2 separate regions of the Homo sapiens genome follow, and region 1 is linked to region 2. A link is an interaction called in ENCODE POLR2A ChIA-PET data of the cell type or tissue named here. Cell type or tissue: A673. All regions are shown on one strand. Links, peaks and the distances in the headings refer to the core of each region. The heading gives the core; the rest is flanking DNA. Region 1 overlaps ABTB3 (ankyrin repeat and BTB domain containing 3). Region 2 has its middle 84 kb from the start of ABTB3.

Region 1 (5,000 bases), core at 1-5,000, 150 kb before region 2:
CCTTACAGTAGGTGGGGAGGTGGAAGGATCAAATGTGTTTAAGTGTTAGTCACTGTTATGCTCATTCCCTCTACAAGTGCTCTGTGTTTTGGCCAAGCTGGTTTACCCACTCTCTCCCCAAAAAGACCCCCCTTCTAAATCAGCCTCCCTTACAAGAGGTGGTCCGGCCTGATGATTAGGATCCCAACTGTGGTGCCAGAATGCACATAATTGGAATTCAAATCCAGCAGCATCACTTTACACACTGTGTGAACTCAAACAACTTACCTAACTCCTCTGTGCCCCAGCTTCCTCATCTATAAAGCAGCAATATTGATGGCACCCAATTCACTGGATTGCCTGAGGGTTCAATAAAATATTTTATTTTATTTTTATTTTTGAGGCGGAGTCTCGCTCTGTCACCTAGGCTAGAGTGCAGCAGTGTGATCTTGGCTCACTGCAACCTCCATCTCCCAGGTTCAAGCGATTCTCCTGCCTCAGCCTCCCAAGTAGCTGGGATTACAGGCACATGCCACCACACCCAGCTAATTTTTGCCTTTTTAATAGAGACAGGGTTTTGCCATGTTGGCCAGGCTAGTCTCAAACTCCTGACCTCAGGTGATCCACCCACTTTGGCCTCCCAAAGTGCTGAGATTACAGGCATGAGCCACTGCACCTGGCCGAGTTCAATAAATTAATTCATGGAAAGTGCTTATAGCCCTGTGAAGCCCATGGTATGTGTTATGTAAGTTAAACTATCACCACTCCTCACAACTTTTTCCAAATTCCAATCTCTTTCTTTTCAATCATTTTTTAAAATCCCACTTTCTCTGAGGAACAGCCTCCAAGATCATCAGTCTGTGTCCTCTCCCTCCACCCTCAGTAGTACCATGTCAGCACTAACCAGTATTGTTGGTTTTATCTTTTCCTGTTTACCTGTCTTATCCCTGCAGTCAAGTTCTCAGAGGGCAGAAACCAGTACTGACACTGCCTCCTACCTCTTCCTAGAACCTGGTACATCCTAATAATTCAGTGAGTATTTTTTGGCTTGTTTAATAAGAGTTGATTGAAAGTGGCAAGCACACACAAACGTGTACCACCTTCCCCGAAGAGAGGATGTCATAGAGGAAACAGCATAGGCTTTGGAATCAGGCTAACCTGTTAGAATCCAGGCTCCCTCACTCACAGGCTAGGTGGCCTTGGGCAAGTTATTAAGTATCTAAGGCTATTCTCTCATCCATAAAAGGAAGATAATAATATCTACCTCCTAGGATTGGTGGGAGCATTAAATACAATAAGATACACTATAGGTAAACCGCACAGTAGGTACTTTTTAAAAAAGTCACATAGGTTCATTGCCTATGAGCTGTGTGGTAGAAGTCTCACTGTGGTAGCTGATCTCTGAAGAGGGTCCCAAATGGACCACCCCTCTCAGTGCCATGCCCTTGTTTAGTCTCCTCCCACACTGAAATCTAGCCAGAACTTTGGCCAGAGAATCAGGCATGGCAGCTTCTGCTTTTGAGCTTTTGGAAGCCCTGAATACCATTTAAGAAGTCCAATTTTTGTGCTGAAAGACCATGCAGAGAGAACACATGGAAAGACATCATGGAAAGGCTTTGGGAAGAGGAAGTGGTTTTCTGTCAGGGAAGGAGAACAGACAGATACATACACACACACACACACACACACACACACACACACACAAACACACACACATGCCCCAGCATCCCACCTGACCTCACACTTGCAACCATCTTCCACCAAGGCACCAGACATTTTAGGGAGTCATCCTAGATATCCCAGTCCAGTAGAGCCCCCCGGCTATCTGTAGCCCCAGCTGACGTTGTTGGAGCAGAAGAACCATCCAGCTGAGCTCAGTCAACACTCGGAATTTGTGGGATAAGATGGTTGTTGTTTTTTTAAGTTACTATGTTTGGGTTGGTTTGTTTCACAGAAATTAATAACCAAAATAGTCACTCTGGACAGGAGTGTTGGAGGAGGCCAAATCCAGAAATTGAGCTGCCCATGCCAGTTTCAGAACCTCTTGTTGGGGGCAGAATGTCACTGTGGGGAAGTGTGTAGGCTCAGGTGTCAGACTGTCCGGCTCTATCATTTATAAGCTCTATCATTTATGATCCTTGGGGAGTATTGCGGCTTATACCTCAGTTTTCCTACCTGTAAACTAAGATGATAGTGAGCTTAAATGAGATAAAGCATGCAATATGCCTAGTACATAAGCATTAAAAATGTTTAGCTATTATGGGGGAGAGACTAGAGGAAGTAGGTGGTTACAGCTTGAGTCACATTGCTTCTTTAAAGAGTTTTTGTTTAATTTTCTAAAATTTCTTAAACATTGTTGCAAATTTGTTGAGGTGAATCTCATAGCCTCTGGCTCCATTTTCCAACCTCAAGTATTCAAAATAAGCTTGTGATCTTTGAAGTACAGAAGTGCAGTCCCAATTACCACAGGTTAACACTCACCTGCAGCTCATATCTATTTCTTTGAAAAAGGAAATTAAAAAGTTGAACTCTGAGTTTTAATGTTGGTTCACTCCAAAAGGAAAAATGTAAACTTGATGCTTTTCCTCTGAGGAACAGAGAACACAAAATCTAAGCAAACTCATTTGATCTTTGTTAAATTAATGTATCCATGGAAGAGTTGAAGAGGAAACCCTGGCTCCTGATAACCATCATCATCATTAACAACTTGACCATGTTCATTATTCGTCTTTGAGCATTTCCTACGTGTAAGACACTGTGCAAACCCTTTACATCTATTAGCACAGCCCTAGGTCAATTCAGAATACAAAGGGCAGGGAAGCAAGGAACACCCAACGGAGACCTGCTGGTGCTGTGCAGATGCCACTTGCCAGGCCCCTGCATGGGCCTTCAAGGGCTCCAGGATGGCTGGCCCAGACCTCCAGCAGGAGGGGAAGAGGGGAGAGAGAGAGAGAGGAAGAGGGAAGAAGAAAGGGTGGGAGTAGGAGGGGAATGAGGAGGAAAAGGAAGATGAAGAGGAGGAAGGAAAGAAGGAGGAGGAAGAGGGGAGAAGAAGATGAGGAGAAGGGGAGGAAAAGGAGGGGGAAGAGGAGGAGAAAATGGTAGAAAGAGAAAGACAAGGAAGCAGGGAGAAAGAGAGGAGAGGAAAAGAAGAAGGAGGCAGATAATAAAGAATAGAAGGCAGAATTAGGAAGAGGAGGAGGAAAAAGAAAGGGAGGAGAAGGAAGGAGGAGAAGGAGAAGGAAAGAGAAGGCAGAGAAGGGAGAAAGAAAGAAGAAGGGCCGGGTGCGGTGGCTCATGCCTGTAATCCCAGCACTTTGGGAGTCTGAGGTGAGCAGATCACCTGAGATCAGGAGTTCGAGGCTAGCCTGGGCAACATGGTGAAACATCGTCTCTACTAAAAATACAAAAATTAGCAGGTGTGGTGGCGGGAGCCTATAATCCCAGCTACTCGGAAGGCTGAGGCAGGAGAATCACTTGAACCTGAGAGGCAGAGGTTGCAGTGAGCCAAGATTGTGCCACTGCACTCCAGCCTGGGCAACAGAGCGAGACTCTGTCTCAAAAAAAAAAAAAAAAAAGAAGAAGAAGAAGAAGAAGAGGAGAAAAGAGAAGGAGAGGAGTAGGAGGAGGGGAAGCAGGAAGATGAGGGAGGAGGAGTCTTCACTATTTGGTGGAATAAGGACCAATCTCATGAAAAAGTCAACAAAGCTCCTGTATGGGACCTGCATTAATTTGAATTAATTGCACAAGTCAAAAACTACCAAGTCCCAGATGGCAGGGGCAGGTGTCCTGGGCTGTTCTGAGGAAGGAGTCACTGCTATGGCCTGGTGGTCTAGGAAGGTCCCAGGGACGAGATGTACTTAACCTAGCATGCTGCCTGGCACAGAGCAATTGCTTTAAGATACTGTTCAACAAATGAATGAATAAACTCAAAAATGAGACAACTACTCTGCCCCTCTTCTTTGCAGTACCTGGAACACTTGTTACCATATCAATATTACATCTGGTGATTTGTTTAACATCTGTCTTCCCCACTGAACAGTCATCTACAAGCTGGCAAAGACTTTGCCTGGATTGCCACTGCTGAGCCCTCAGCACCTAGCCCAGCACTTGACACATAGCAGTCCCTCAACAAAAATTCACTGACTTAGGTGTAGGCTGATCAAGGACACCTACTGCCTACTACCAAGAGGGGCAAAAGAGACTTACCCGCAGGAGCAGGCTCAAGGGTGGGGGGAGAATGTTTATAGTGGATTTAGAATGCAGCTGACTTGGCCAGGCACAGTGGCTCACGCCTGTAATCCCAGCAATTTGGGAGGCTGAGGCGGGTGGATCACCTGAGGTCAGGAGTTCGAGACCAGCCTGGGCAACATGGTGAAACCCTGTCTCTACTAAAAATACAAAAATTAGCTGGGCGTGGTGGCAGGTGCCTGTAATCCCAGCTACTCAGGAGGCTGAGGCAGGAGAATCACTTGAACCCAGGAGGTGGAGGTTGCAGTGAGCCAAGATCACGCCACTGCACTCCAGCTTGGGCAATAAGAGCGAAACTCTGTCTCAAAAAAAAAAAAAAAAGAATGTAGCTGACTGTCTGATCCACACCATCTTCTTGCAAGCATGCGCACACATACACACACACACACACACACACACACACACACACTTTCCATTTCCTTCGACTTCTCGGCCTCCCACCCAGGAAAGCCCAGGCCACTGTGACCTATCAAGGACATCACCATGACATGACATAATTAGAAAGCTGTGTGTGGCAGCTGCAGGAAAAAGATGTAACACAGAAAGGCTGAACAAGACCAAGCAGCCAGCCGCTCAGGGACACCCACCCTGGTGTGCTCTATAACAAAGGCCAAGGGAATGATCAGTCAGGGCTGTGGGCTCACTAGGCACAGGCTGACTCAGGACAGAATGGGTGGCAGATACTCTTTTTAACTCTAGAAAAGTCACCCAAAATCCCTGCAGATCCTGAAATGCTTCCTCCAGGCCAATGTCATTATCCCACTGGTAAT
Region 2 (8,411 bases), core at 1,943-6,942:
AAAACAACAGGTAATTTTTCAGTATAAGTATGCTCTATGAAATATTTAGGACATACTTATAGAAAAGATTATTCATTGTGTATCTGAAATTCAAATGTAACTGGGCATTCTCTATTTCATTTGCTAAATCTGACAACTCAAAACTTGGAAGCACTAAAGGAGACTTCAGGGACGAATTGGCATATGAACTGTGTCTTAAGGATAATGAGCAGGATTTCAGTAGCTGGATTATTTAAGGCTATTCCAGGCTGAGAAGACAAGAAGAATAAAGGATGAAAGGTTGAAAATGTCTGGCATATCTTGGTAACTATGCATCACAGTCTGGTGATTCATCTAACTTGGCCATCATCTTGGTGGATCTAGCTAATGCTGAGCCTAGAGTCAGATACAGAAAAACGTGCCGCCATGTTGCAAAATGCAAAAACTAGGATCTGGGATCTTTAGCATTGTGTCTATCTAACAGTACATGTCCCAAATTCTGAAAGCACAATTAAGCCAGAAAGTGGAGAATTTAAAGAAGGAATGTGTAGTGTGATAGGGACATTCGATTCTAGGAAAAATAGGAATCACTGCCCAGGTCTTCTTTCTCTGCGAGACAACTATAAGACACACTACTTATAGGTTCTGGCAGCTTACAAGGACCCTAGTCTGTCCCCTCGCCCACAGGGATGGGCCCCAGGCAGCCATGTATGTTCTATGAGGCCCATGTCACCTTACCCAAAGATGATTGGGCCAATTGTGAGTATGTGACTCAGACTGAGCCAGCTGGACTCCATTTCCTGGGTGTTTGGAGTTAAGACTAGAAAATTCTAGTTCATTCTGAATCCATTGCTTGCATGGAGGAGTTGCAGTTATTAATAATTGCTGACAGTTAGAGCAAAGTCTTGTCCCTGCATTGGCTCAGGAACTCTGCTTGCTGAGGGCGATGAGACGGGAAGCGTGGAGACTCTTCTAAGTTTGCTGATTGAAAGTTGGAAAGGTTCTTTGCCGTGTTCTAAAAACTGATATGGTGTCATACTGTAAAATGTACAAACAGCCCAATAATTGAGCTTTAGCTGGGTGCATGGACAACCACCCAGCTAAACCATTTCTTTTTGTTCTTCATTCATTATCCTTTAGCTGGTGTCAGGTTTGGCCTGAGCACCAAGGGCCCAAGGTCAGGGCATGGCTGCCACCTGCTCTCTGGATCCCATGCTGGCCCCTTCTCCATATATATTGTCTGGAACCTCAGTAAAGTTGTATCCTGATCCCTAGGATTTTTCTGCTCTGTGCCTGCTCTAAGCTCTGAGGGCTGCTGTTTGCATTACTGATAAGGAGGCAGCGAATCTGAAAGATCAGCACTGTGTGCCTGCCTCTAATACTTCATTCAAGCATGGGCTTGCAAGACCGTAGACCACACCCAGTCTCATGATTCGAGCTTGGTGAGCTTGGGATTTAATGAGACTCATCTTGGGCTTGAACTGGTTTTGCTTTGGTCTTTTGGAATTCCCACAGAAAAGGATTCATCAGACCTATCAGGTGAGCTCTCTCTGAATAAAATGAAAATTAATTGCCTACCGTGTCTTGCGCTCATGAATCAGGAAATGAGTCAGGGGGAAAATGCTAAGGAGTTAAAGCTGAAGAATGGTTTCTCTAACCTTATTGCCTACATGTGGCTTTGAGCCCTATCAGCTTCAGTGCTAACTGTGGAAGGAGGATGCTTTGAATGAAGAAACAGGAAAAGACTCGTTTCCTGGGGCAGGGGGCAGGGGTATAAAGTGTAGGGGATGTGGTATCTTTCCCCTGACACTCTCAGGCATCCCATTGAAACTGGATCCCATTTCAAAAGTCCTCATTAAATACCTCATTCCAGTATTGTTTACAGTAGAAATACCAAAGTGGGGAGGATGTAACCAATCTTCAAATAACCTGAGGTGCTGGACAGAAATGATTTTCACAGCTGGAGCATAGGAAGATGGAATCACACAAAAGCAAAAAGTAGTAAGCCTGTTACATTCCCAGCTCAACCAGACTCGCCAAGGTTACCCAGGCTCCAGGGAAGTCCTCAATGATCAGCTCACCTCAAATTTAGTCCTTGCCCAACTGGCAAAACCTGAGAGTGGATTTGTGATTAAAAGGGTAAAGTATCTTCTTGCCAATAATAATGATCTTTGTTGCGAGGAAAAAGCCCCAGTTCTCTGAACCAAAGTAATCTTTCACCAATGCTCATGTTTAATCTCTTTCTGGAATGACAGTAATTGTTAATATACTTCTTATTTTGTGTGTGAGATTAATCTGATGTTTCATTCCTCATGCCAGGCTCGGGGGAACCATTGTAATTTTCCACTTTGTAAAGCTTTCCCTCACGTTTTGTCCCACTTGAAGGCAGCTGTTCTCAATTTTGAGTATCTTTTGAATGACATGGGCATTCCTTGGACTATTATGGATGGCTTTTTAGAAAAAGATATCAGCAATTGACTTTAGCTACACCAGCGAAACAATTTTATCATGTGAGGTTACATTTCTTTCTTCCCAGGGCCAATGCTCAGTGTTTTATAGACATGACCACTAGTCTCGCTCTTAATCAACTACCTATGATCTGCCCATACATTAGACAGTAAAGCCTTCTAAATTATCAATAAATCACTAAAACAGAGCAATGCAGAAATAAACCACATATATTTTATTCATTCATGCGTTTTCACAAGAGCTTTATGAGAAACTGGCGTGGAGAGACTCCCAGAAAGAAAGAACTGCTGGATATCAAGAGGCAAACTTCCCCAACTTTGGTAGTGCCTTAAAGAGTAAAAAGAGGCTTCTAAAAGCTCAGCTAGTAGGTAGATAGCGACTTTACCTGATTGTGCACATCAGGAACTGGACTGAAGACAGATTTGGGTTCATATTCTGCCTCCACCACTTACTATGCGATTTGAGACAAGTTACTTAATCTTCCTTTGCCTCAGTTTCCCCATCTATAAAAGGACAATAATAAAGGCACCCACCTGATAGAGCTGTTATACAGTTAAATGAGATACTAATACTAATATTAGCAGCTAATTTTTTGGGGGGACAAGGTCTGCATTGCCCAGGCTGAAGTGCAGTGGTGTGATCACAGATTACTGCAGCCTCAACCTCCTGGGCTCAAGCAATCCTCCCACCTCAGTCTCCTGAGTAGCCAGGACTACAGGAATGCACCACTATTCCTGGCTAATTTTTTGTTTTTTATAGAGTTGAGGGTCTCACTTTGTTGCCCAGGCTAGTCTCGAGCTCCTGAGCTCCAGTGATCCACCTGCCTTGGCTTCCCAAAGTGCTGGGATTAGAGGCGTGCCCAGCCTGAAGCTAACTCTTTCAACCAGGAAATATGAACCACTTTAGGTCTTTCAATCTAGGGGAATTTAATACAGGAAATGGGTTATTCAAGACACAGCAGAGATGAGAAAGCAAACTGATGCTCATAAGGCAGCTTCGAGATTAGAAGTAGTGGGAAACAGTTCCTAGGGTTGGAGGAACAGCAGCAGGCTGCCCTGTGGGAGCTGAAACCACATCAGGATCTGAGCTGGAGCCATGGAGGAGATGCCACAGGATGCAGAGAGAAGGGGGACAATATTCTGCCTCTATCCAAATTCTGTCTTCTGGTCTTCCACTGGTCTTCCTCCAAATGGCTGACCCTTCCTGGGAGTTACAGGGAGCCCAGGGAATGTAGTTTCTTGAAATACAGAGCAGAGCAAGGGAAGGTCCAGGACTGATCTGAGTGCAAACAGGCAGTTAACCAGCAAAGCTGACACTCATTGAGCCCTTACCATAAGCCAGGTACTGGGCTAAGTTTTACATGGGTTAATTCATTTAAACCTGTTAGCAAGTGGTAGAACTAGGGTTTGAAGTGCCCAATATATGTTATATCAATTACTGAAGTAATCAGTGTGCAACCTAAAGGAAACAATGGCTTTGGGTGCATCCCCCAAATTAAAAACAAATTGAAGGGAGGAAGCATGTCTTATTCATCTTTAAATCTCCAGCACATGGCATGGTACACTGCCCTTAGTGGTCACTCAATTCATATGTGTTAAGCTAAGTGAAATTAACAGCAGTAAAGTCAGTGAAGTGGGTTCAAGTAAAGGACTGTCTCCCACCCTTGCTACTGACTTCCAAGATGAGTTCATAAAAGATTCCTGCCTGGCTCTTTATCTTAAGATAGCTTTGGAGTCCTGAGCCACCATGTAGAGCCCATCATGTCCCCCTTGAAGCCCATGCTGAAAGATCACATGGCCAGACTACAGAGAGAGAGAAAGATGCCCTAGGAATACCCAAACCCAGGCACCAGACTTGTGAATGCAGAAGCCTCTGAGAGGAGGCCAGAGCTGGCCCCAGCCCCAGCCTGACCACAGCTACAGAAACTAGCTGGAGCCAGGAGTCCCACTTGGCTGCTTCTGAATTGATGACCCACAGATAAGAGATGTGTATATTGCCACTTTAAGGCACCAAGTTTTGGTGTGATTTGTTATGCAGTGATAGATAATTAATATACAACTATAATATGACAATATAAAATGGGAAAAAATCCATTAAAAAGACAGGAATAATATGTCCCAAAATATTAACAGTGAGTGATAGGATTGTGGGTGTGTGTGCATGCGTGCGTTTTTTCCTTCTCTTTTCTGAATTTTTTTGAATGATCAACTATTTCCTTGAAAAACTGAAAAACTACATTTTGTATTGAAAAACTCTTAACTGTGACTTTTTTTTGGCATCCAGCCTCCTACAGCCAAGCTCAAGGCTTCCCACCAGGGATTCCTGAGGATCACAGGCAGGTACATGAAACTGAATACAGCTGAAGCCTTAAGGGGAACCATAGCCCATCTCGCCCAGCCCCCAGCTGCTCTAAATCCATATGCGCACCCATGAGATTGTTGTTGTCCAGCTTTTCTGTGAATTAAACCTCTCCATGACAGGGGATTTATCCCATCCAGAGCCAGTTCTTTCCATCTTCAGGCTTCGCTGACAGAAAGTCTTTCCTCCTAATGAACTGAAAAGTGTCTCCCTGGAGCTTCTACTCATTGGTCTTGCTCATGAAAGATTCATGAAGTCTTCATCGAGTGCCTACTATGAGCCATTGTTCTAGGCCCTGGGTACAACTGAGAACAAGATAGATCAAGTGCTTATGCCCAAGGAGCTTAGATTCCAAAAGGGAAGATACACAATATTTTAAAAACTATATAAATTTAAAGACATTGTAGTAACTACTATGAAGAAAATAAATCAAGGTGAGATGATTTAATTTTTTTGCTTTTTAAATTTTTTTTTTTTTTTTTTTTTTTTTTTTTTTTTTTTTTTTTAGAGATTAGTCTCATTATGTTGCCCAGGCTAAAGTGCAGTGGCTATTCACAAGCAGGATCATCGCACACTACAGCTTTGAATTCCTGGGATCAAGCAATCCTCCTGCTTCAGCCTCCTGAGCAGTTGGGACTACAGCCATGCCTCATGGCATCTGGCTACAGCAAGAGGATTGAGAGCATGATTTTAACATGTGTGGTCAGGGAATGCCACCCTGGGGAGGTAACTTTAAGTAGAGATCTGACTGAGTGAGAGAGGGCACTTTGTGAATATCTGGGGAAAAGAACATTTCGGATAGAGGGGCATCAAGGATGGAGTCCAGAAGCTGGCAAATCCGAGAAAGAGTGTGAAGGCCATGATGGCTGGAGAATGGTAGAAACGGGTGAGAAAGGAAGGAAAATGAAGTCAGGGAAGAATGAAAAAGTCAATCATACAGACCTAGAGGGCCATGTTAAGAACTTTAGATTTTATTCCAAGCGTGATGGGGAACCACTGGAGGGTTTTGCTCACTGGGGTGACAGAAGTTGATTGATGTTTTCAAAGCATCACACTGGCTGCTGCGTGAGAACAGAAGGAGGGTGGGGAACACAGTGCGTAGGGAGACCTCCAGTTGTTGTCCAGGCAGAAAATGGGTGAGAAGTGGTTGGATTCTGGATATATTTTAAAGGCAGAACCAGCAGGACATGTTGGATTAGATGTGCATGTGAAAATGAAAGGGGAGTCAGAGATAAGCCTAAGCTTCTTTTTAAATCAGCAACTTTACATTAACAAATATTTGTGTAATAATACGGTGGGGACACACCTTTGAATAAAACAGCTGGTTGGTAGCCGGATGTGGTGGTGCGCATCTGTGCTACTCAGGAGGCTGAGGCACGAGAATCGCTTGAACCTGGGAGGCAGAGGTTGCAGTGAGCTGCGATCGTGCCACTGCACTCCAGCCTGGGTGACAGAGTGAGACTCTGTGTGAAACAAACAAACCACAACAACAACAAACAGCTGGTTGATATATGTTTTCAAAAGAGACAAACATATTTAACATATTAGCATTTAATACATTAAATACACTGTAGTTAGGCTAAATGTTAAAATGTACATCCTTGGGAACCCAGAGGAGGGGCAGTAAGGGCTTCCTAGAGGAGAAAGCCCTCCGTGAGTTGTGGGTGAGAAAGGCAGGCAAACATCTTCCCAGCAGGTGGCCCAGCCTGGCTGAGGCCCAGAGGTAGGAAACTGAGGAAGGTGTTGCGGAAAATGCTAAATGCTTGGATATTACTGAGCTTAGTGTGCAAGATGGAAAGGAAATGAGTATAGGAAAACCCACAGTGACCAAGCTCTAGGGCGGAGTGGTCATTCTAAGGAGCATGGGTTTTACCCTGAAGACAGTGAAAGCCATGACTGGGTATGGAACCAAGGAGCTCTGTGATGCTGTGGTCCTCAGAAAGATCATTTTGGCCACCAAAGTGCGGAGACAGAGATGAGATTGCAGTCTGGTATGAAAATCATAATAGTAATCCAGGTTAAAAAATGCTAAAACATTGAACTAACACAAGAGAGGCAAAGAAAGAAAATGTGCCCAGAAATAGGAGGTCAAGCAGACAGGTCTTCATGACTGATTGGATGTGGGGATGACCGAGTGTGATCTAGGGTGGTTCCAGTTCCTGTGAAATGGAAAGTAGGGGGAAAGGCAATGGGTGCTTCTGCACATGTGGAGTTTGTGCTACTGATGGACACGCCAAGTGGCTTAGTCCTGCAGGCAGTTAGATATAGAAGTCTGAAGCTCAAGGGAAAGGTCAGGGCTGGAAAGAAAGATACATCCATGTCATTCTGTCCCCGGGGGTTCTATAAGTCAAGTCTGATTTGCTTTCTACATGGAGGCCCTTTAAATATTTCAGGACAGCCATGACGTTCTTCAACTCCACCCTACTGAGCTGCCTTGAGGCAAAAACTCTTGGTTCCTCCCATCAGCGCTCATATTGTGGGTAGTCAAGCAGAGTGGCTGGAAGTCTCACTACTCAGTGTGGTCCGTGGTTCTGCAGCGTCACCCAGGACCTGTAAGAAGTGCAGAGGCTCGGCCCCACCCCGGACCTACTGAACCAGAGTCTGCGTTCTAACAGAACCCCTTGGCGATTTGTGCGAAGCGCTGGTTTAAAGTAGACTGGATTCACACTGCAAGGTTTGCATCCTGGTCCTGATGCTTATTAGCTGTGTGGAGGCAGATCATTTAACTGCTCCATGCCTCAGCTTCTTTCTTTATCAAATGGCAATAATTTTAGGACTTACCCCGTAAGGATGTTATAAAGGCTTAAATGAAACAAGCTAGGCAGGTAAAGCACTTCTGTCAAGCATTTGGTAAGCATGAGGTTATTATTGATGACAAGGCTCCAGCCCCCTTCCTAGCTAACCAGCTTCCTCTAGATAGCCTACAATTTGTCTACACCCCTTTTAAAGCGGAGCACCCAGAGCTGAGCACCTCTGCTGGGTGTGATCTGGCCAGCCCTGGGTAAGTTGAACTAGTTCATTCCAGATGTTCCATTTTTATAGCTGCTGCCTTCAGGTCCCATAGAATAGAGTCAATAGCATATAATGGCAAAAAAAATGAGCTAGATACCTAGACTACCTGTGCTTGCATCCTATCCCTACAATGTATGCTGGGTGGCCTTGCACAAGTCACTTAACCTCTTTGTGCCTATTTCCTCATCTATAAAATAAGGATAAAACTAGTACCTACCTTACAGGGTTATTGTGAAGTTTGGATGATGTAAGGCACTTAGATTAGGACCTGGGACATATAAAGTATTTATTAACTGTGATAATCAATAAAATCCCCGTGTAATGCATCTTGCAAAATAATGGCATTTTAAAGGTTCAGAAAGGTTAATATACATCCAAGCCACAGCATCTGGAAAGGTATATACTTAAGACCGGTTCAGAAACCAGGCCCCTTGCCCCACATCTGTGTCCTCTCCTCATGCCGGTATATTGTGGGCTATGGGGATGGTGTCGCCATTGTGGGGTTGAACCACTTGGCCTACACAGCTGTACACAGCACATCTGCCCTCTATGTGTTCAGGGCATCAGGATCCTGCTGCCTTCATGCAGGCTAT

The links. ChIA-PET counts read pairs that join two places held together with the same protein. Peaks named below come from ENCODE experiments on the same cell type or tissue, not always from the same donor. Only the 100,000 strongest peaks of a DNase experiment are listed, where the experiment ranks them.
Region 1: POLR2A ChIA-PET joins it to region 2 with 7 read pairs; 2 of 35 experiments call an interaction of 5 or more read pairs at or near these places.

The regions. Positions count from the first base shown.
Region 1 is chr12:107,386,530-107,391,529 of GRCh38, reverse strand. The region is part of intron 1 of ABTB3 (ankyrin repeat and BTB domain containing 3); the gene reads right to left. Among named protein-coding and RNA genes, the nearest start is that of ABTB3, 71 kb to the right of the region's middle. In A673, for the core only: no CTCF peak of the experiment used is centred there; no DNase peak of the experiment used is centred there.
Region 2 is chr12:107,230,388-107,238,798 of GRCh38, reverse strand. No RefSeq gene overlaps it. Among named protein-coding and RNA genes, the nearest start is that of ABTB3, 84 kb to the left of the region's middle. In A673, for the core only: no CTCF peak of the experiment used is centred there; DNase peaks (open chromatin) are centred at 3,418 and 5,048; H3K27ac peaks cover 552 bases.